Linked DNA regions of Mus musculus: all the other regions are linked to region 2. Evidence: chromatin loops called from intact Hi-C (ENCODE). Cell type or tissue: left cerebral cortex. All regions are shown on one strand. Links, peaks and the distances in the headings refer to the core of each region. The heading gives the core; the rest is flanking DNA.

What was found. Hi-C counts contacts between places; a loop is a spot of excess contacts. Peaks named below come from ENCODE experiments on the same cell type or tissue, not always from the same donor. Only the 100,000 strongest peaks of a DNase experiment are listed, where the experiment ranks them.
Region 1: it touches region 2 in a loop (5-fold over the local background); 25 of 42 quality-filtered maps call a loop at or near these places.
Region 3: it touches region 2 in a loop (9-fold over the local background); 22 of 42 quality-filtered maps call a loop at or near these places.

What each region holds. Positions count from the first base shown.
Region 1 is chr11:103,907,239-103,915,207 of GRCm38, forward strand. It overlaps Nsf (N-ethylmaleimide sensitive fusion protein), which reads right to left. Exons shown (of 21, transcript NM_008740.4): 6 at 6,563-6,670; 7 at 6,078-6,153; 8 at 3,205-3,360. Among named protein-coding and RNA genes, the nearest start is that of Nsf, 43 kb to the right of the region's middle. In left cerebral cortex, for the core only: a CTCF peak has its summit at 4,186 (motif pointing left); a DNase peak (open chromatin) is centred at 4,178.
Region 2 is chr11:103,635,640-103,643,608 of GRCm38, forward strand. It overlaps Lyzl6 (lysozyme-like 6), which reads right to left and starts at 3,251. Exons shown (of 5, transcript NM_001356472.2): 1 at 3,185-3,251; 2 at 1,119-1,304. The coding sequence starts at 1,257. It overlaps 1700072I22Rik (RIKEN cDNA 1700072I22 gene), which reads left to right and starts at 3,297. Exons shown (of 2, transcript NR_131143.1): 1 at 3,297-3,672. In left cerebral cortex, for the core only: a CTCF peak has its summit at 3,925 (motif pointing right); a DNase peak (open chromatin) is centred at 3,941.
Region 3 is chr11:103,755,545-103,763,513 of GRCm38, forward strand. It overlaps a transcript of Wnt9b not described here. Among named protein-coding and RNA genes, the nearest start is that of Wnt9b, 9.7 kb to the left of the region's middle. In left cerebral cortex, for the core only: CTCF peaks have their summits at 2,702, 3,402 (motif pointing left), 4,644 and 5,563 (motif pointing right); DNase peaks (open chromatin) are centred at 2,712 and 3,403.

The DNA of each region.
Region 1 (7,969 bases), core at 1,296-6,295, 270 kb after region 2:
TGGTTGGTTTGGTTTTTTGAGAGAGGCTGGCACCTTGGGGCTGGGACACACTCTACTTGACCTTCACTGGGTGTCAGATATAGCTTTAGTTTCCACCACGTCCAAGAAAGATCTGCCCTGCTTAGGTTTGAGTGAGCCTAATTGCTACAGATGAGAAAGAAAAGAAAAAGGAAGCAGACTGACCAGGCTGATCAGACAGTAACAGACGGCTGATATTTGCCAGAGCTGAGCCCTCTCTATTCCCACACATGGTCGTCGTCCCTCAGGCTCTAGAACTTTATGTGACTTATTTTCTCTTTAAGGACCTCCTTTGTGTGTGTGTGTGTGTGTGTGTGTGTGTTGTTGTTGTTGTTGTTGTTGTGTGTGTGTGTTGTTGGTGGTGGTGGTGGTGTTGTTGTTGTTGTTGTTGTTGTTGTGTGTGTGTGTGTTGTTGTTGTTGTGTGTGTGTGTTGTTGTTGTTGTTGTTGTTGCTGCTGTTGTTTGTTTTCTCTGTGTATCAGAGCCCTGGCTGCCCCGGAACTCACTTTGTAGACCAGGTTGGCCTCAAACTCATAGAGATCCATCTGCCTGCCTCTGCCTCCAGAGCGCTGGGATTAAAGGCGTGCGCCACCAAGCCCAGCTAGGATTTCCTGAGTTTTAATTCTATAAAAAAATATTTTAGAAAGCAGGAAGGTATACACCAAGATAAAAATGCTAGCCTGGAACCGTGAGAGCTGTCTGCAGGAATATAACCTCACCTGCTCTCAGGCCTACCCCATAACTGTGTCTCCACTTAAACCCGTTGGTCACCACAATAGTCTAATCTCTGAGGGTCTCTGTCATTTTGTCTTAATCTCTTTTTTCTATTTTCACTTTTTAGAAGAAAATATGAAATTTTACAACCAAATGAAAGATATGTTACCTAAAGACGTAACCATCAGTGACACAATGGCCAGGAAAATAACTTATCGTCTCACTTTCTAAGTTAGAAACCTTGATATACATATAAAGTTGTGTGCACACATGTAAAACAAATCTAACTAACATTCTAATTACATTCCAGAGTTCACGGGAGAGACCATCTGTGGAGAATAAAGCTTTCAGTTACAAATGCCTTACAATCTATAGGAATTATTATTTACTAAATACTTTTTCTCATTTGATTGATTTAACTCATCTTACCCTGTCTAGTTATTAAACCCACAAGATATATTATTAAATCTACTTAATGAACAAAGAGTGAAGGAAATCAGCCAATTTTATTTCCACCTCGAAGAGGAAGGAACATAAACCACGCCTCCGTGAACACATGTAACTTTCTATTTGGCTTGGTTGTTGTCGAAGCGCAAGCGTATCTCTGCTTCTTATGTCGAGCCTTTTACTTTTACCAAGCCAAATGATCAGCATTAACCAAATTCTTCTTGGAGGGCAATGGGATGCTCTATTAACCCCCCCAAAATTTAAAGGAAAAAGGGAACCCCAAGAAATGATATCTACATAAAAGAGAATTATTTCTCAGACATCAAACCTTTAAATTAAGGAGAGCAGCAGAGTTTCGTTGTTTTTGTTCCTTGTTGTTTTGTTTTTAATTCAGCTCAAAGTCCAGGTAACTTGACAGCAGGCTGCTATTTAAATTAAATGATACTACGTGCTTCTTGATGGAAGAAAGTCATGGCAGGGTACTTTTAAAAGAATAAAACTTTGTGTGTGTGTATCTTAAAATAGTGTAAGTATGATTAAAAAAAAAAAAACAAAGCCATAAAAAAGGCTTTGGATTACAACACAAACTTCAGATCCACAGCCCTCGTTCATTTCTTCTAAAACACATCAAAGCCAGATCAAATCCGGGGGCAAACAACAACCTGCTTGCTTCAGTTTCAGCTGGGAGGTGGCGCACAGCACCAGCACAGCATCCTCCCGCAGCAGCTGCTCTCCTGCTGGTTGGCTGGACCCCACAAACAGTAAGACACACAGCCCTTTCCCTCTCCCAGGTACAAATCCTCCGCAAGGATGACTGACGCACGGCATCCAACACGGAGAACCTGCCCACTGACTCCGTATTACCTAAAATATATTTAAATAATATTTCCAAGTCTTCATCAAAACACCGTAAGGATTTACTGAGCCTCAAAACACACATTATTGGGCAGTGAACTGCTATATTTCTTCCAACTTTCCAAATTAGAGTCTGGTTTTTTTTTTTTTTTTCCTTTTCTTTTTATGGATTTGGCCTTTGTATCTTCCAGATAAGAAGTATGTCACTGCCATTTCAAGGTGTATAAAACTCAGGTGATGAGGGTCTCTGTCATTTTGTCTTAATCCAATTCTAAACTCGACCTTTACCCAGTGAACAGGTGTGTGCTGTGCTCGTAATTGACCAGAGTGAGCAACCGGGCAGAAAAGAGACCGACAGAGCCGGCTAAGACACAGCCGGCTACTGTGACCCGGCGCTTCGTGCCTGGAGAGCACCCCTTGTCCACCGTGATGAATATACTCTTATCTCCCGGTAGCAATTTAAAGAGAGAGAATGGGGGAGAGGGGAGCAGTACGTGTGTATCCCTCCAGCTTTTTGGATCCTGTTTTCACACTCAGTCTGCAAGAAGCTATTATAAATTCCTTTCTCAGATACTCTGCGGCTCACGCTCCAATCCAACCAATGATACGGATTTGAAAACTGTCCTGAAGGTCTTTCTACTGGGCAAAGAAAATCACTTCATACGGATAAATTAAATAAACTGTCAAGAGCAAAGTGACAAATGAAGAGAGTATTTCTTCACGTGCAGTATGGAGACTCCCATATGTGTCTCTAGGGATCAGACTTATCTAATTAAAACCCTTGCCAAGTATCCATTTACTGGAGGGAAGTGCTGAGCGCGGCTGTAAGCCAGCATCCGTGCAATGTCCTCAGCTGCATGGACGACGACAATATGTCAGGTGAACCTGACCCAGGGTGGGTCTTCAGGATGGGGGACCATTTCTAAAATGCCCACGGAAAAACAATGTAACCTAAACAGATACAATGGAGCAAGTGTAAATACCATTTCTATTATTTCTCCCACGAGAGTAAATACTTTGAATTTCTCGTGAAACCTAATGGTTTGGGTTTTTTTTGTTTGTTTGTTTTTTGTTTTGGGTGGATTTGAAAAGTCACTTCAAAACTCTTGAGAAGAGCACCTCATTACCTCCGTGCTTCCCCGGGAGCGGAAGGCTTGGTCAGAAACTCACCCATCTGTTCCACGATCTCCGGGGGGAACACCCGAGAAGCAAATGCTCTTCGGAAAATGTCCGAGAACTCCTTATCCAGACCGCCGATCCCCATTTTCTCAAAGTTCCAGTCGGGATTGATGATGGACTGGCGATTTTCCTTGGTTTTAGCTTTGCCTGTGACAAACAAGTAGACCCACATTTGTGAGGGCAGCAGCAGGGGTAAGCATTGGAAGGACAGACGCCCGGACTTAAGTGGGCTGACACACGGCTGTGACGTCAGGGTGGGCAGCACGCTCTTGGAGGACTGTCTAGTGGGAAGGGTAAGACCAGCTTTCCGATCTTGCCTGGTTGCCATTCATGGTCAGTAATAAACTTCCAAACCCAACCAAACCGGTGCTCCCGCATCTAGGCTACCTGCAGCCAGTCCACAGAACTCTCTCTCATTAACCTTTAATCCAACCAAATTAACTTAGCTGCTGCAAGGAAACACCTTGTGTGCGCCAGATATAAACTCCGCTAGCTCCACAAGTGTCACTGACAGCAAGTGCTGGCTCACAGCTCCTGGGAAGTGTGTGTGAGATACGCACATTTACCTAGACCTCGGCCTACGAAGATATGTGGAATGAATCTGATGGCTTGTCACACGGAGACAAAAAACATTCTGAAGACTTTAATGACTGAAAAAGTCAGACTTACAAATTCTCTCACGATACAAACTGTTTAATATAAATGTCAGACTGCCACCTAAAGTAACTCCAGAGAACCACGCCTGTCTTGGACACAAAGAACAAGATACCTTACAGCAGGCTCTAAACAAAAAAGAGGGAAATACGGGTCTTACAAAGCCAGAGAAGAACACACCACACTAAAATATAAAAAAATAAAAAATAAATTAAAAAAATTCAGATAATAATTTTCTGGTTAGAATTTTGTAGACTAATGCTTTTCCTTTAGAAGGGGATCAAAAATATTTTGCTTATACTCTACTGCCCTCTTGTGGTCAAACTTACTGTGAGCCAAATTACTATATAAGTTCATTTTCCAACCAAAATCACATCTTCATGTAAGTTACTTGAAAACACCTACACTGTGCAAAAGTTATAGAACTGCCCTGGGATAAGGTATTTTAACAAAAGGTGTACAAAAGTAAAAAACAAGAAAATCACATCATAAATATTGTGTCAGTAATAGAACGTTATGATATGGCCTTCATAAAAATGATATTGGGGGCATTAAAATCATATTATAGAGATATATTTAAGATGCTTGAACATGTTAATCAAAAAAAAAAAGCAAATTAGGGGCTACTGATGTGGCCTGGTGAGCTAAGGCTCTTGTGGACTGACAGCCTGAGTTTAATTCCTGCCATTCACACAGTGTACATGACTCGAAAGTTGTCCTCTGACCTCCACATATGTACCACACATGCTCAGATACACACACACACACACTAATTGTATAAAATAAATTATGAATAATATACAAATAAAATCCAATTTAGAGTATGAGGTGTTTTAGTGAACGCTTGTCCACAGGCATGTGGCCTGTGCCTTTGGTCCTAGCATTTAGCTAGAGCACAGGAGCCAGAGGTCTACAAGCTGGAGGCGAGCCTGGGCTGGCGAGCTGGCTCAGCAGTTAAGATCGTGCTCTGCTCTTGCAGAGGATTAGCTGGATTCCCAGCACTTAGGCTTCGAGGCTTACACACCACCACTTCCAGGGGATCTGACACTGTCCCTCCGGCCTCCAAGGACACCGGTACATAGTACACAAAAGTAAGAGAGAAATAGCAACAAAGACTGGTAAATTATTGACTAAAAAAACAAATAAACAAAAAACAGAACAAAACAAAAAAACTGCTCCCAAACTACATTTAAACAAAGTTAAGTAATTTTGGACAAGGCTGTGTAGCCAATGAAAAACCTTCTCTATTTTATTGGGATAGACATGAACATAAATTTGAGTTAATAAATCATTATTTATATGAGCTGCTATTCTTAGAGATTAAACTGTATTGTTTTAATATATCAAAGTAAGGCTGGTGAGCAAGATCCCATCTGTTGGAAAGATCACAGTCCTCAACGGATCACTAAAGAACAGTGACGGACGATTCTGCGTTTAACACGGCAATTAGCTGGGGGGCTGACCAGTGCTGAAGGTCACAAAAGATAATGAAATTCTGAGGAGCCATCAGAGCCGGGAGAGGACTCACACAGAGAAGCTATGTGTGGGGTGAGATGGTCGGGAATGAGACCTGGGAGAGAGAAAGGGCTTGATGGGAAAGATGATGGAATCCAAGCTAAGACAGGAGGCTGGGCAGCAGCAATGGACCCATGAGAATCTGTCTGGGTAACTGCACTGTATGATGTTCACACTAGGGGAAACTGGCAACAGCTACTGGGATTCTGTGAGCCACATATACAAATCTTTTTTTTTTTTCTTTGAGACAGGGTTTCTCTGTGTAGCCCTGGCTGTCCTGGAACTCACTTTGTAGACCAGGCTGGCCTCGAACTCAGAAATCCATCTGCCTCTGCCTCCCGAGTGCTGGGATTAAAGGCGTGAGCCATCACTGCCCAGCCACATATACAAATCTTTGTGAGCCCAAAATTATCTTAGAATTTCAAACCAAGAAATGTCATTATTTCTTTTTAATTGTTTTAAGTCTGGCTATGAGCACAGGAAATTAAAATGTGCCGATGTGTTTCACATTGTTACAGGTGAACTGGGCACTCCAGCTAAAGGCTTGAGATTGTATATCAATCAGCGCTTGTGACAGAACAAGCCTTAAGGAAGGGTCTCCTTTCTCTATCACCTGAAAACCATTTACACAACTCATACGCAATATCAGAGGCATTGCCACTTCATTTGAAATTTTCTAAAACTGTGCATCTTACCGATAAGATTGAGCGACGAATTTTCTGCTTTTTCAAATGCAACTTGACTGTTTCCAACAACCAGGCCTACCTCAATCTGTACAGAGAGATGATAATTAGTACGCTATAGGCATTTCAAAGCAAGGCTAGACTCGAGGGAGAAATGAAGTTTTTCAGTACAAAGCAAACATGGCAACCAGTCATCTGAGTTACGTCTGCTTTCCTCACAGCCATCTCGCACAATCCCGACATGGCAAGGTCTGTCTTCACAGCCAGTCTCTGACATATTCTAGATGGCGGTGTTCAGCTAGTGCAGATTAGTAGATCTGCGGTTAGCTGTGCTTTGGTTTCTATTCCAGCAGCAATACTGGCTACAGCAGGAGTGAGGAACTCAGAGGGAGAACACACAGTATGGAAAGCTACCCCAGGCGAATAGTCAGAAACATATCAGCCTGTGCAAGTCATGTCAAAAAGATTGCCTAATGAAGACCAGGAAAAAGGCTTACCTTCTGCCTTTTGCCTGATGCAGGCTCTCCCTTCAGGATGCTGGGATCCATGGCTTCAATGTCCTTCACCAGTAATCCAAAGAGCTTATCATTGAAGCTAAAGACAAGCTGTAGAGAGAAGGAAGGGAAGAAAGGTTAGCCCATGGTGCAATGGCTTTCTACTACATCATCCAAAGGTGAAAAAGCAGTTTTCTTTTGAAAGTCCTTCTTGGGTCAACTCCACAGTCACACCATCACAGACCCAGTGACAGGAAAAGGAAACTTGTGTGTTAGTATGATGGGAGGTGACTCAGTCGACACTCACAAACACTTAGGAAAACTACTAGTAAGAAAACCGAGATCCAGCAGGGCAATAATGGTGCAGACCTTGAATCCCAGCACTCGGGAGGCAGGAGCAGGAGGGTCATGTGCCCGTGGATGCACAGCTAGGGACTTAGATAAGAGTCAAATAAATACTTAATAGCATAAAGAATATCCCAGTCACTATTTTTGGCCTGGCAGATCAGCAGGGAACAGAGAACATGCTGTTTCTGGTGCTGTAGAACTTTCTAGTTTGACCGGCAGGAAGCATGCGAGCCCCGTGCTCTCAGGTGGAGGGACCCCGGGGCTGTGCTCGAGCCGCTACTGCCTGCCTTAGGTCATCCAGAAGGCTCCTCGATGCCCACCAGCTGCTTATCTTCTCTGGACCCAAACTTCATCGGGGAGGAAGCCAGGTTCATTTTAATTCTAATGCTTTCTTATTTATTTTTTTTCTTCTTTGTTTAGTTTGTTTGCTTTTTTATTTGTTTTGCTTTTTTTGGGGGGGGGTTGGTTTGTTTGTTTCTTTCTTTCTTTTGAGACAGGGTCTCATTATGTAGACCAGGCTGGCCTGGAACTCACAGAGATCCACTTGCTTCTGCCCCCCCAGTGCTGGGATTAAAGGTGTGTGCCACTACACTCAGCGCTAATTGCTAGGCTTTCTTTTAAAACACACTGTATTTTGTTCCTGTACATCAGCAGTTCAGCTTCTGCCTGCAAAAGTTTAATTTCATAATATATAAATACTTTAGACTGCTATCCTTTAGATTTATCAGGAAAACTGAAAAGTGGCACTGTGTCCACTCTGATGCTCCTGCCGTCCACTGCTGCTCTCTCTCTAGTAATCTCCTGAGACAGAGACCTCAGGGCAGGACAGACGCAGCCTTAGCCATGGCAGTGCGGGCACTTGGCAATGCCAGACACCTTGCTCCCAGGATCTGCTATTTACTTTTAAACATTTGAGGACCCAGAGAGCTTAGATGGAATGCATTTACTGAGATTTGCCATTCTAGAGATTAGAGGACAAAAAGTTAGATGTATCCATTTAAAGTAAAATCACTTTCTAAGATGAAAATGCAATGGCAAAAAAGGGGGTGGTAGCCCATTTCT
Region 2 (7,969 bases), core at 1,800-6,799:
TCCTTTGGCCTGGAATACTTTTCTTCTGGTCATGTGGTTCTTTCATTCAGCACGGCCCATTGCCACTTCCTCGGAGCCTTCCCCTGACTTCAGTTTCCACAGTGTTACCCATGTACATGTGTGTGAGAGAGAGAAAGAGGAAGACAGGAGAAAGGAGAGAGTCAGAGGGAGGGAGAGAGGGAAGTAGGGAGAGGGAGAGATAGAGGGAAAGGGAAAGGGAGGGAGGGAGATAGAGAGAGAGAGAGAGAGAGAGAGAGAGAACATGTTGAAGTCAGTTCTGTCCTTCAGGACCTCTCCCATTTCTGCGGCTGCACTGTGTATTCCACACTAGCTGGGCCTGGGAGCTTCAGGTTGGTTTTTCTCTCTCTCTCTCTGCCACCCATTTCTCCACGAGTGCTGGGATTATAGATGCATAAGAAATCGTTTTTTAACTATGCATATGCATGACTGTGTGTATGTGCATGTGACTGCAGGGTGCCCGTGGAGGCCAGAAGTGTCAGGTCCCGTGGAGATGGAGTCGCAGATAGGCTGCTTCATATGGGACCCAAACTCAGGTTTTCTGGATGGGCAGAGCATGCTCACAACTGCTGAGCGTTTCTCTGGCTCCCACGTTGTTGTTGTTGTTGTTGTTGTAAGTCATTATTTTAAGGATCAAACTCAAGTTGTCATGCTTACAATGTGACAGGTGCTTTCACCCCCTGAGCCATCTGCTGACCCCCTTAAGCTTCTCCTTTGCTTGTTTGAGACAAGAACTTGCTACCGAGCCCTGGCTGGCCTCAGAGCAATCCTCTTGCCTTCAACTCTGGGAACTGCATGCCTGCACCACATTCTTCACGCACATGCCGCCACCAGCCAACACTGGGTATCCGCGTGAGTGCTCGCTGCTGTGCTAGAATGTAAGCTCTGTGAGGGAAAGAATTTGGTTCACCTCCAAAGCAGTAGTGCATGGTAAGAGCTCAGTTAATAGCTACTGGCTGAGATGTGACATGTTGGGAGAGGCTTCTTGTTGCAGGGAGATGGTTCTCTGAACTCAACTTGGAAAGACAAATGGCGAAGGAAGGCAGGTAAGAGATCCAGAGGAGGGGTGGGGAGGAAGGAGCCAAGGAGATGACACTCACAGTCAGGCAGGGAGTAGCCCTCAAACCCATCCAAGTCCTCTTCATACAGAATCTTGGCCAAACTACAGCGATGGATGATGTTGCCATCATTCACTACCAGAAGGCAGCTTGCCACACAGATGAACAGTGCCTTCAACATTGTCCAAGGAGACAGGGCACTAGGCAGTCTCTGAGAGCCTGGGGGATCTGAGAGAGAAACCAAATTTCCTCGCTCACTCAATGTTCAATACCTGGTAAGTTTCAGTGCTCCCCACTCCTCAACCTCGATGTACATACACCCCGAGCCTACCCTGGAACTCAGTATGTAGCCAGCTTTCAGCAATCCTCCTGCCTCTACTACCAGAGCCTTAGTATCACAGGTAAGGGCCTGTTCTTTTATGTTCGTATCATGTTTTTTGTCTCGGAAAATTTAACATAAGAGGAGAGAGAGAAAGATTGAGAGAGAGAGAAATCTCCTGATCCTCCATATACCCATTGCTCAGATTCAAGAGTTCAAAATCAAGACCACTCTGGCTTCAGTGGCTGGTCCTCCTCTCATGGGTATTTAGGCACAAGCAACGTTTGGGTAGCAGGATGGGGAGTGAGGTTGGCAAAAGTTAGAGCAGATTTTGTTTCACCAGCATTTGTGGTATGGATTGAGCGTGTGCCTTCAGAGGAAGGGCAGGGACACGGGATGCCAATATGCCCCAACCCATACTCCCAGATACATGACATATGACCTTCACCACTGCAACCTCTGCCTCATGCCATTCCTGGAGGGCTGCTTGTAGGTTTTATTGTTTTGTTTCTGTATAAATGCATATCAGAAAACAAGCGAATATAATCGTATTATATAAATAATCTTCGCTTTAATGGTGTGTATGCCTGTGTATGTGTGTGTGTGTGTGTGTGTGTGTGTGTGTGTGTGTGTGTGTGTGTGTTTGAAGATCAAGGACTCTGAATTCCCACCCACTACCAGCTATCAAAGGCTGGGCTGCTGTATGACTTTGAACAACATACTTACTTCTCTGGTTCCCATGTGTGAAATGAAGATCTATTTACTAATACTTGCCCAATCAGAACGGTGTAATGAATAAGATAAATAATAAACAAAAAGATATGGTTTCACATTCCTTACAGAATGGAACCAGGACTCCTATAAATGTGGCAGATTCCCAGGCTACAGTAGGAGCATAGCCTGGGCAGTGATTGGTTTGAATAATGACTACTATTGGGGCTGGTCTGAGTTGGTGGAAGCTGGAAAAATATCAGGGCTTATATACATGGCCTTGGTCATTCCCGTATTGCGTAGCAAAACCCAATGTTTTGACTTTGCAATTAAAATTAACATTATCAGTGAGGGACAAAGGGACACTCTGCACCTCTGGATGGGAAACCTCAAGATGCATAAGCTCTAATGAGGTGTTCTGGCCACAGATGGGAAGCCTGGGTCCAAGCATAAAGAAATGAACCTAAACAGAAGGAAACATCTATAAAATAACTGGGTTCTGTCCTTCAAAATGTTCATTCTGTGAGCGCACACGTGGGCTGGTCCTGCCCTAGGATGTGTGTCTTTCTCTTTAAACTAGGTGTATGATGCTGAGGGCAAAGGCCAGGATCCCTCCCTCTCCTTCATCATATGTAGGGATGACGTGGCCTCTCCGGCGGCTTTGCTTGCCTTCTGGTCTCTTGATTTGTCCTTGTCACACAGCATGCACTTAGGACATTCTCTGGATGCTCTCACTACCCTGCTCTGGTGTTGCAAATAGAACAGATGAAGTCCTGTTAAATCAGACTTTCCGGTAAATAGCAAATATCTGTTTAATTCAGATATGTCCTGCAGCCCTCCCTACTCTGATGCAGAATGCACCTCAGAGATAGGCTTCCCCAAGCCTTGGGATGCAGGAATGTCTGGCTTGGCCCATGGAGCCCCTCAGGGATTCCCTTTGGGGTGATAGTAGTCCCCGAATGTGGCCCTATCCAGCTTCAAAGCATACCTCTCTGGCCCTAGCTCGCAGCCAGCCCAGGCCCTTCTGGGAGGATCTACAGGACAAGATGGTTTGTGGCAGGAGCCTCCTCTTCCTTACCAAGCACTCTCTGGCCCCATCTGGCTAATAGTTCTCCTTCGTCTCAAGAAGGCATGTGTTCTTGGCCACCTCAGCCTTCTGGAACTCTGGTTCTGTGACATCATCACTCTCCAGGAAATATGCCGGTTTGAACTGTGCAAACTGTGCAGGCTTTAGGTAGAAATGGTAGATGGGTCTGGAAGGCAAGGTGTAAGGCGGACCAATGGGCAGAACCCTGATACCTCCCTTCCTTTCTGAGAACAGGACAACCTTAGTTTCTAAAGAGGACCTACACATCCTGCCCCTGGGCTGCAGGGTTTGTGCTTATATTCTGATTGTAACTCTGCAGAGCTGTGGGACTTTGCTCAGGACCTATACCCTGCATTTTGATTTCTGTGGGCCCCTGTGCAGCTCCAATCTTTTGTAGAAAGTCTGTGGAGTCCAGAATCCAGTCCAGAAACAACCTTCAAGGACCCACACACACCTTCTTTTCCTCTCTCTGGGACTCAGTGAGTATCCCTTCTTACATAAACAAATTTGAGTTGTGTTTCTGTTACATGCTCACAAAGAAGACCTACCTACCTACTATAGCATGGCAATACTTTAGAATGGTGCCGAAAAAATATTTAGAAATTACTATCATTAAACAAGATACATTTCGAGGAAAGGTAATTACGGGTCAAGCATGGTAGAGAAACATAGTGTAATTTAGAAGTCTGGAAACAAAGCTCAACTGCCTGAAGCTGGTACTTGCTGTGCTAGCCAGCAGCCACTAGAGGGCAGAAGCAGCCCATGTCCAAGAAGACGTGGATTTAAAGTTTGGTTTTGCGAAATGCCGTCCCTTAGATGACCTAGCCTCCCTCTCGGAGTTAGCAGGCACCATTCTCTTTTTCTTGGTACAGCCTGAATGTCGGCTTGGGTTCCTTTGGTTCAGAATCTGCCTTGTTTGTCCATCAGCAGTAGGAGAGTTCCCTGTGTTCCCAGACCTTTTTTTTTTTTTTTTTTTTTTTTTAAGGGGCAGCAGGTTCTGGTTTGTGGAGCTGACAGGCAACTTAGTGGACCAGATGCTGCAGCATCACCGACTTAACTAGCTTGCTTAGCATATGGCAAACAGTGGGGCACGGGGATGAATGACTCAATGAAAGAGAGGGGAAAGAGACAGGGAAGTGCCCATGGATGCTGCAGACAAGCCTCCCTCTGAGAACAAATGTTGACCCTGAAATGAGCCCCGCCAGTGGGATACAGCGCTCAACACAGCAGGCAGGGAATCCATTTGTCTTCACAGAGCTCCTAAGAATCAGCTGCAGAGAAGTTAAGCCATCCCAAAGTCTCAGAGCTGGGAGGCGGTAGCCTAAAGCTGAACTTGTTTCCGACGACGTTACCAGCAGGCTTAGCTCCCTCTCAGGAGCAAATTGTCTTTTTTTTTTTTTCAAGAACTCTGTAGCCCAGGCTAGCCCCAAACTCATGATTCTCTTCCTGCCTTAGTCTCTCTAGTCCTGATGGGCTTTCTGTTGAGCACTAATGTCCAGCTCTTGTTATTTGAAATAGCCACATTTCATGTTGCAAATCTGTGATGTAGCTTAACATGTTCCCAATTGGTTTTTTTTTTCCATTTTCTGTTCGTTGAGAGTTGAGTCTAGATGCCTAATTAGATGAAGGTTTAAACTTTTGACAAGTCTAGCTGTCTTCCCAAAGACATTGCTTTTGGTTTTAGTTCTGTTATTGTGATTAAAATGTCCTGACAACAAACAATTTAGGAGAGAAAGGGTTTGTTTTAGCTTGCAATTCCAAGATACAGTTCATTACTACTAGGAAGTCGTCGTAGAAAGAGCTTGGGACAACTGGTCACGTCACATCCCCCAGTGAACAGTGGAGAGAAATGAGTGTCTGCATGTGCTTGCTTGCCTTCTTGTGCTCAGATTGCTTTCTCCATCTTAAACAAGGCAAGATCCCTTGCCTAGGGAATGGCGCTGCCAATACTGGGTAGGCTCTTCCCATATCAGTTAACTTGGCTAAGACAACCCGGGACAGACATGTCCACAGAGCAGTCCAAAGTAGACAGCCTCTCTCTCTCCCTCTCTCTCTCTCTCTCTCTCTCTCTCTCTCTCTGTGTGTGTGTGTGTGTGTGTGTGTGTGTGTGTGAGACTCTCCTCCCAGATGATTCTAGGTTGCATTAACATCACAAGCATGTCATGTCTTTCTTTTGTGACATTGTCAGTGAGTGGTTGTCGGTCCTCAGTGTCTAGCCCTGCTATTTCAAGCAGTACATGCTCTTAACTGCTAAGATGTATTTTCAACCCAGTCTCCCCCCCCTCTTCTTTATAATTCTTATGAAGCCGTTTTCTATAAAAGCCTTCATGATGTGTATTTTCACCATTGCAGACTATAAGATCTCTGCTACAACCATTTGGTTCTGTCAACGTGGCACAAAACCAGCCGCAGATAGTGCACCCATAAGTGAGTCTGTCTGTGACGCTGTAAAATTTTGCAAACACAGGCTGTGGCTAAACTTGGTCCATCAGCTAATCACTGATCCTTCTTATAAACAATAATGTATAGTGTGTCTCCTTGGAAACTAACCGTTGTAGTGTTGAGCAATTGTGCCTTGTGATGGCAGTTTTATACCATTTTCAGAAGTAGGATCCTTTTTCAAATGGCGCGTCATAAAAATCCATCTAGCCAGCGGCTGGAGAGATGGCTCAGCAGTTAAGAGCACTGTCTGCTCTTGCAGAAGATCCAGGTTCAGGTGTCAGCAACCATGTAACAGCCATGTAACAACCGCTAACAGCCATCTGTAACTTCCGCTCTAAAGAGTCCATTGCCCAGTTCTGGCTTTCATGGGTGCTGCATGCATGGGACCTGGGTTTTTTAAAAAAAAAAAAAAAACCTTAGTAATAGCAGGTAAGATAATGTCGTGAGTGTACCAAGACAGCCAGGCCCAGAAACAAACATTTCTCAAACCAGCCCCTTGCTTTACCTTTTTGGTTGTCCAGAAGAAATCATATGGCTGGTTCCATCAGTGTGAAAGGTGTGTGTCCTAGTTAGGGTTTGTATTCCTGCACAAAACATCATGACTAAGAAGTAAGGTGGGAAGGAAAGGGTTTATTCGGCTTATACTTCCACATTGCTGTTCATCACCAAAGGAAGACAGGACTGGAACTCACACAGGGCAGGAACTTGGAGGCAGGAGTTGATGCAGAGGCCATGGAGGGGTGCTGCTTACTGGCTTGCTTCTCCTAGCTTGTTCAGCCTGCTTTCTTAAAGAACCCAGGATTACCAGCCCAGGGAGCTGGCAGTGCCCACAATGTGCTGGACCCTCCTCCCTTGATCACTATTTGAGAAAATGCCTTACAGCTGGATCTGATGGAGGCCTTTCATCAAGGGAGGCTCCTTTCTCTGTGAGAACTCCAGCTTGTGTCAAGTTGACCCACAAAAGCGGCCAGTACAGTATCAGAGGCTACCTAACAGTGCATCAGGTCGCAGGCAGAAGGATCCCTATGCCCGAACAGTTTTTGGGGGGGTGGGTGGGTGGGTTACAAGACTGAATACAAGTTTAGCCTGAGCTACCCCTGGACCTGTGCCCCCAAATCCAGAGTTCCATATCCAGCCTTCGCAGGTCCTGATGCAAGTGATGAGAGACTTACATGCCTGGCCCTTCCTTGGGCCAGCAGCATCTGACTGCCATCAAAGACTCACTGCCAAGCCTATGCTTGCAAGACTGAAAATGGTTTCCCACGCTTAAGCCCGAGTTGTCATCGCTAAGCTGCTTGGGAGTCCAAAGCTTCTTTTCCCGTGTTCCACTAGCCTGTGGCACTGGTCTCTCCTCTGGTGCCCAGCATGCACTGGCTTCCCCATTGTAGCTGTCACTTTCAACCAGCTTGTCCTTACCGCATTTCTCTGCCCTTCCTCTGTGGCCTAGCTGTTTATGGTATGGACTGTCTATGGTATGTATATACACCGTGATGTCCCAAAGGTCCCACCCTTTATATTGCTCTGAGACAGGGAGCCATATACCCCAAGCTGCTCTCAAATTTGGCAAGTAACAGAGAGAGGGTGGCCTTGAACTTCTGACCCACCCGCCTCTGTACCCCAGAACTGGAATTACAGGCACGCAGTGCTATGCTTGGTTTATACCAAGCTGTGACTCAGGCCCAGGGCCTTATGCAAGTGTTCGACCTACTGGGCTACACACCCCCAGCCCTTCCTTTTGTTTTTGTGAGACAAGGCCTCATTCGGTAGCCCAGACTTTACTGGAAAGCATATGGGAGCTCACCTGCCTGAGCCTGCTTACCATACCCCTCCCCATGCTGGTATTAGAGGCATGAGCCACCATGCCCAAACTAGGGGCCCCATCTCTTTAAGGTTCGACCATCTCCTAGTTCCACTACCACCCTAAAAACAAAGTCATCGACACATGGACCCTTCAGGGACATTTCAACCATATTCGAACTTCAGCAACCATAAAGCAGCCCTGATTTTCCCTTCAGCTGTCTGCCTTGGCAAATATCCCCCAAGGGTCTGAGCTAACAGGGACCCACAGGCTCCTCAAACCCTGTCATTAAGGGCTGGCATCTCGCTCCATTCCCTGTTGCCCTGGCTGGTGGGGAGGCTGCTGCACAAACGGGCAGCCCAGAAGGAGCCTTCTCTCTCTCCTTCCTTCCTCCAGGCTTCTTCTTTCTGCCCGGGAAGCCAGATGCTTTGCGGTTTAATTACACGCTGCAGTTGGAAGTACAGACTGTCAGTGCTGGAGAGGAAGGACCTCGTTATAGATAATAGCTAGCAGCGTTTATTGAGCACTTACTCTGC
Region 3 (7,969 bases), core at 1,200-6,199, 120 kb after region 2:
GGCATAATTGTGCTGACCTTAATCCCAGAACTCAGAAGGCAGAGGCAGGCAAATCTCAGTGAGTCTGTGGCCAGCCTGGTTTGCATACGGAGTTCCAGGCAAAACCAGAGCTATATACAGTGAGACCCTGTCTCAAAAAAGAAAAGGAGAGAGGGGAGGTCCTCATGACATGAGCCAGAGGTTGAGCCCTTTCTTCTGACACAGTGAGAACATTCTCTGCAGGCCAGTTCTGTCCTCAGGGACACACGTGGAGGTAAGAAGTGACCCCCAGGTAAAATCCCAGTGTCAGAGAATCTGCTCCATGGTTGCCAGTGGATTCCTATGTGACAAGTGATATATATGTTTGGTCTCTGCCTGGCTACTGTGCCCACTGTAGATGAGTGCCACACCCCATCCCTGGTAGTCACTATCAGAAGTGTCAGAGCCCAGCAGGATGCCTGGACAGACTGCATGCACTGGGGGCCATCTGTCCTTCACCCTAGCGGAGATTCTTCATGCAGGGCACTGTCTCCGACTCTGCCCACAGAAGGAAAGAAAACTGAAGGAAAGGCGAGGAGGAGAAAGGCAAGGACACCAACCACCTAGGAAAACAGAAGAATGGGGCCAGAATGTACCAGAAACACCACCAAAAACATGCAACTCTGCACACAGGTGTCCTCTCTGCAAAGGACAGGTGAGAGGAAGAGGTCCCATGTGGATGCTCAGAAAGTCCCTGGAGCAATGCACTTCCGTCCTGCTTGCCACTAAGACCATTTCTTCTAGGACATACTATCACATTGTTATAACTGCAGGTGCAAGTACATTTGCAAGAAGTGTTGTCAACTACCCCGGCTGGTAGATGGCTCAGTACTTCTTCCTACACTTAGAGTCGGGACATCAAGGGGCTAGCGAGACTTCTTTCTTTCCACTGGGAATAAGCTAAGACTGGGAAACAGTAAACCTAGAACACACATTCACACACACACACACACACACACACACACACACACACACACACATGCCAGGTGGGCCTATGCACACCTGTAATCCTAGCACTTAGGAGGCAGAGGCAGGCTGATTTCTGTGTTTGAGACCAGCCTGGGCTACATAGTGAATTACAGGACAGCCAGGGCTACAATAGAACCTGTCTGAAAAATAGTACATTTCTGTAATTTTATGGTGTATAATTTTAAACATTGTATATATAAATTTGATACTTTGTGTGCTTATGTATAATTTGTAACATTTACAATGGTAAGGTGTGACCATCATGTACATAGTTGTTATACTGTATTGTTTAAGAAAGAATGTCGAGCTGGGGGTGGGGGAGGGTGGTATGCATGCCTTTAAGTCCAGCACTGGGGAGGTGGAGGAAGATCACATTTTGTTCAAGGCCAACCTGGTCTACACAGTGAGTTCCAGGATAGCCAGGGTGATATAGTGAGACCTTGTCTCAAAATTAAAAAAAAAAAAAAAAAAAGGAAGGAAGGAAGGAAGGAAGGAAGGAAGGAAGGAAGGAAGGAAGGAAGGAAAGCCGGGCATGGTGGCGCACGCCTTTAATCCCAGCACTCGGGAGGCAGAGGCAGGGGGATCTCTGAGTTTGAGGCCAACCTGGTCTACAGAGTGAGTTCCAGGACAGCCAGGGCTATACAGAGAAACCCTGTCTCGAGAAACCAAAAAAGAAAAAAGAAAAAAAAAGAGAGAAAAAAAGAAAAGAAAAGAAAGAAAGACAAGAGAGCATTCAGCATATATGTTTTAACAATGTTTCCTTAGTCAAAAATCTCCGGGGGGGGGGGCTGGTGAGATGGCTCAGTGGGTAAGAGCACCCGACTGCTCTTCCGAAGGTCCAGAGTTCAAATCCCAGCAACCACATGGTGGCTCACAACCATCCATAATGAGATCTGACTCCCTCTTCTGGAGTGTCTGAAGACAGCTACAGTGTACTTACATATAATCAATAAATAAATCTTAAAAAAAAAAATCTCCTGCTGAGCAGTGTGAGTCAGAGGAGGTTAAGTCCATGATTGTCTTTTATGGATTACAGTCAGTTAAGAAGCTTAATTAATTGATTAGTTAATTAATTAATTAATAATTAACAAATACTTAATGGCAGCTGGCATTTCTATATAAGGATAAACTAATTTCTATATAAGAGTAATGTGTTAGATATATTAACTTTTTTTTTCCTTTTGAGACAGGGTTTCTCTGTGTAGCCCTGGCTGTTCTGGAACTCACTCTGTAGACCAGGCTGGCCTCGAACTCAGAGATCCCCCTGCCTCTGCCTCCTGAGTGCTGGGATTAAAGGTGTGTGCCACCACAGCCTAGCTAGTATTAACTTATTTAATCCTCACATTTTACACACAAGAAACTGAGGCTCAGGTTGGCTTGTTTGTTGGCCTAGACCCAGAAACCTAGAACCCATGGAACTAGTGTCAGAGAATGTGTTTACCCGCTACAGTAAAGAGAAGAACCTGCTAAATAAGATGATGGGACCGTTTACCCGTTGTCCCGGGGAGGTTGTATAGGGCTATACTGAGATGCTGTTGTGTTTTGACCTGGATTTTGCAATGATTTTTCTGGTCCTTCTTTTCCTTGCTTTATCCACGGGGACAAGCACTTTGCCACAGAAGTGCTTGAAACGCAACAGAAGGTGAGACTCTCCATCTGGGTTACTGAAAACCAACCTACCAGTGTCCACAGACATCGCTGTAATCCCGCATGTCTCCAATAGGAGTCGCTGACTCCAACGGGATGGAGCCTGGATTACGGAGAGAAACTGGCATAAACTCCAACAATGGATCCTTCTGGGATCTCAGTTTCCCCACTCATTAAATAGACTCATCTCCCCAGTTCGCCGCCCTTAGAAAAGATGGGGGAGAAATTTAAGGACTAATGAAACCGCTTTCCAACGTGACCCTTGTGTGTTCAAAACCCTATTACTTCCAACGTTTTGAGTATCACTCACAGTACTAGAATCACTTCATCCTTTACATAAAATAACTAAAATAAAATAATATAGACCAGCTGGTACTCTGACAGTCTCGGCAGGCTCTGGCTCGTCCCTGTGGGAAGTAGAAGCAGCCGCTTTCGCCCTGATGAGGAAAATGATTATGAAGCAGCAGCATTGCTACCTCCTCTCTGGGTGAAAGTCTCTCACTCATACTTCCTTGGTGCGTGGGGAAACTGAGGCACAGAGAAACAAAATGACTTCCCCCAAGGACCTAGAGTCAGTAATTTCCTAGCAAGCTAATTCCAAAACACACAATTGAAAGGGAGAGCTTGAGAAGAAAAGTGGCCCGAGTGGACTGGGAGGGACAGGAAGTGGGGGGAGTACCTTTTCTGTTCTGACAACCCTGCAAGAAGCTGAGAGCAACAGTTGCCTAGGGCAAGGGTGGTCAACCTTCTGCAGGAGCGCCCCCTGCTGGTCAGCGGGGTCCGTGGCTGATGGCATGGAGGTAGATTTAGAAACACGCTTAAGGGCAGAGGTGGCGGGATGGATTTAATGCCTTCATTTTGCACAGGGCAAAGACAAAGCTTTAGGGGAAGTGACCCACTTAAGGGAAAGCCAGTACATTTGGGATCCCCTCACCCCAGAATGCTTGTCTCACACTGTAAAGCGCCTCTTCCCTATTCCCCTCTCCAATCTCATAGTCTTTTTCTGCTAACAGACTCCTTTCCTGTAATCCGTTTAGCTTCACCAAGACCCTCTTTAAAATGCTGTCTTCAACAGGAGCCATGGGGTGGAAGGGTAAAGGCATGAAGGCTCTTACCTAACAAAGAAGGTGTCATTTAGGAGAGGGAGCAGGCCAGCGAAGCCAGTCTCCACTCTGCCAGGCTGGCTTGCTCCCTCTCCTACATGGCATTCTCCTCTTTGTTATATGTGAGTCTTCCTGCCACAATTGTACTAACCCCCTGGCTCCCACTGAAGGAAGCATCCAGGACGGGGTCATGGTATCAGGGCAGGACCACAAGAAAGGAAGAGGCCATTAGCAGAAAGGGCTACAGAGAGAAATTGGGCCTCACCGTCAGCTAATGTCCCTGCGAACATGACTTTCAGAGTCTGGCTCTCCGATTTGAGCCAGATTTTCAGCCTGTGCTCTTTCTAGACAGTCTCCCTGCCTCCACTGCTACTTGCTTCTACTCCCTGTCTCTTTGAAGTTGCAGCCTTGCGTGGCTTATCAGAGCCACTCTGGCATCCCATGCCACAGCCATTTGTTCTGGGGGCTCAGTGCATCCCGATACATATGACTGAGAGGAGAAGGGACCTCACGCGTGTTGTTTGGACCTGTCAGATGCTGTTGGGCAGCTGAACAGTGGCTTTGGGAAGGTCACCTGTTCACACCCGCTGCAGGGGACTGTGGCCATGGGGACAGGGCTAAGTGCTGTGAATGCCCACAGACATGTTTGCCTAAAAAAAATAAACGTCTGACCTGCCTTGTTATAAGCAATATTTGAAATCCATAAAAATCTACTTGAAGTTCTTTAGAAAAGGAAATCACCTTTGCAAGCTGGTAGGGTTGGTAAATAATGCCCTTTTGCCCAGGCCTCTCTGCCAAACTGTCAGTGTCAAACACAAAGCCCTGAGTTCAAGCCCTACCACCGTGTAAACCAGACATGGGGGCATATACCTGTAACCCCCACACGGTGGAGACAGAGGCAGGAGCGGCATAAATTCAAGGCCAATTTCAGCTGCATAGTAAGTCTGAAGCCTGGGCTAGATAGCCTACTTATAAATAAATACTGGCTGTGGAGATGGGCCAATCAGTGAAGCGCATGCTAAACAAGCCCCGCCCAGACCGCCAGCACCCACCTAAAACGTCTGATGCAGCAGTGTGTCTGTGTAATCCCAGAACTGCTGGGGTATGGACACATGAGGATCCTTGGGGTTTTCTAGCTATGGATTGGTGAGTGCCAAGTTCTGAGAGAGCATGCCTCACAAAATAAGGGGAAGAACAGCCAAGGAAGAGACCCAATGTTAGCCTGCAGCCTTTACACACATTTGCACATCCACGTGAACACGTGCACACACACATACAGAAAAGATGGGGTTAATCTCCCACTGCAAACCTGACAGATGGGTTAGAAGAGGGGCTACTTTTGTTCCCAGAGTGATCTCTGAGATAGGAGGGGCTTTCTCGGGTTTGTTTGTCTGTGTGTTTGAAACATAATCTCACCATGTGACCTTGATCTTATGACAATTCTCCTGCACATGGAAATCAAATAGATTTTCAGTCTCCTGGTATAGGATTACAGGTATGTACACTAAGCCAGACTTCTGCAGGTTTCTTTTTGTTTTTGTTGTTGTTGTTGTTTTTAAACATTTATTTTCTTTCTTTCTTTTTTTTTTTTTTTTTTTTTTTTTTTTTTTTTTTGGTTTTTCAAGACAAGGTTTCTCTGTATAGCCTTGGCTGTCCTGGAACTCACTCTGTAGACCAGGCTGGCCTCGAACTTAGAAATCCACCTGCCTCTGCCTCCCGAGTGCTGGGATTAAAGGCATGTGCCACCACGTCCGGCTCTAAACATTTAGTTTCAATGATGGGTATGTGGTATGTGCATGTGAGTGCATTGCCTTTGGGGTCCAGTAGAGGGCATCAGATCCCCCAACATTGGAGTTAAAGTTATAAGCCCTTGGTTGTTGATGCTGGAAGTTGAATGAACTCTGCAAGAGTGGTATTTGCTCTACATCCCTGAGCCTTCTCTCCTGCCCTCCTTATGCTGTATATATATATTTTTAATATGGTCCCTTGTGGTCTCTTCATCCGCTCCCAGGCTCTTATCTCCTCTCCCATATCTTACTTTCAATCACCAGGCTAGTCTTAGTCTTTACCTCTGAGAAAACAGGCCAGGGCAGTGACTATGGCAACTGAGCTCCTATTGCTCCTGTGATGGGTTTGGTGGGGTTTTGTCTCTTCCTTTGGTTGTAAAGATTTGTTTCTATTTTATGTACATGAGTGTTTGCCTGTGTGTGTGTGTGTGTGTGTGTGTGTGTGTGTGTGTGTGTGTGTGTGTGTGTGTGTGCCATGTGCAGGCCTGGTGCCCATAGAAGCTAGAAGAGGCTATTGGATCCCTTGGAACTGGAGTTACAAATAGTTGTGAGCTGCCAAGTGGATGTTGGATCATCTGCAAGAGCAGAAAGTGCTCTTAACTGTTGAGCTATCTCTCCAGCTGCATGCCCCCACCCCTTTTCTTTTCTTTGTTTGTTTGTTTGCTTACTTATTTATTTTTGGTTTTTCGAGACAGGGTTTCTCTGTATAGCCCTGGCTGTCCTGGAACTCACTCTGTAGATCAGGTTGGCCTCAAACTCAGAAATCCGCCTGCCTCTGCCTCTCAAGGGCTGGGATTAAAGGCATGCGCCACCATGCCCAGCTTCTTTGTTTATTTTTAACGTATGCTTTATATTTGCTTATTTTATTTTATCTTATTTTATATTATTTTATTTTATGTGTGTGAGTGCATGTACCTGTGTGTCCGGTGACTGCAGAAGCCAGAAGAGGGTTCAAATCCCTTGGAACTGTAGTTACAAAGGGTTGTGAACCACCATGTGGACGCTGGGAACTAAATCTGGGTCCTCTGTAAGAGCAGTAAGTGCTCTTAAGCACCGAGCTATCTCTCCAGTCCTGTTTTTGAGACAGGGTCCATATAGCTCAGGCTGGCTTCAAACTTATTATGTAACCAAGGATAGCATTTCTTGCATTTCTGATCCTCCTGCCTCCATGCTGAAGGTGCTGTGACCACAGTCATAGGCCACTGTGCCTGGATTGTGACGTCCTAGGGATTGAGCTAAGGACTCATGTGTGGTAAGTGAGCATGCTACCTAGTGAGCTACCTCCTCCACCTCCTCTGATAACTTCCAAAGCATCAGGAACGACTTAGAAAATGAGATCTTTTTTTTTTTTAAATCTTCACCACAGCACAGGGAGTTGGAGCTATGACTTGCTGCTGCTGGATACATGCCCTCCCCCTTGGATGGAAGTGATGTGTTACATACACATGGGTGAGGCTGGTAGGACCCTGCCTTCCACTTCACCCCTTGGAGTGATTCCCAGGCAGGCTTCCCCTCTAGGCACTCCTAGTGACAGATGATGGTCATCGCAAGAGCATGCATGTGGCGTGCACAGATTCTTCTCTGTGGGGCATCTTCAGTGACGCAGAGCTATACGTGTCTACTCTAAAGGCACATGCCAGCTCTGGCCTCTGCAAGGTGAACAGACCATTAGCTGGTCCTATGCATATGCCCAGAAGGAGGCATCAACGCCTTCCCGGAAAGCCATGTTCTGCCCTTTGGAATGACCCACACACACACACACACACACACACACACACACCCCAGCTTTGAAGGTCTAAATTCACACCTCAGCTCCTAAATGTACTAGGACTATGGCTTTAACCGGCCCTGCAGCCTCCCTGGGCCATACATCCCTCATTTGTGAAGTACAGTAGCATGGATTATTGAGAAGCATATATATATATATATATAATATATATATATGGAGAGGTCAGAGCCCTGCTGCCCACTGAGGCCCTCAGCTCATCCCTCCTCCAAGGTATTTCCCCCACGATGGCTCCATGCTCCGTCTGAGGGATGTTGGGATCCGGCACTCAGGCATCACAGCAGGGTTTATCCTGTATCAGAGGGGAGGATGTTGGAAATGGTAGCACTGTGACACACTGGCAAGTGTCCTTTACGCTAAGACACAATCCTGAAAGCAGAGGTTCTTTCATTTACTTTGCCACAAATGCGCATGCAGATGAGGAAGATGGTTCTTTGACAAGCTCTAGCCATCATGTACAGAAAGATCTCTTCACCCACACATCCAGTTCTTAAATCACTCCAGGGGTCAACAAGCCGCCCGCCTGGGTGTCCGGGTAAAGGCCATTAGTGTTTTGCCCTGTGGTCTAGACAAACTCGCCTCCAGCCTGGCTCACAGGAGGAGGCCGGCCACTCTCCCCAGAGGCTCGTGTATATGTCAGGTGTCAGACAGGGCGCTCT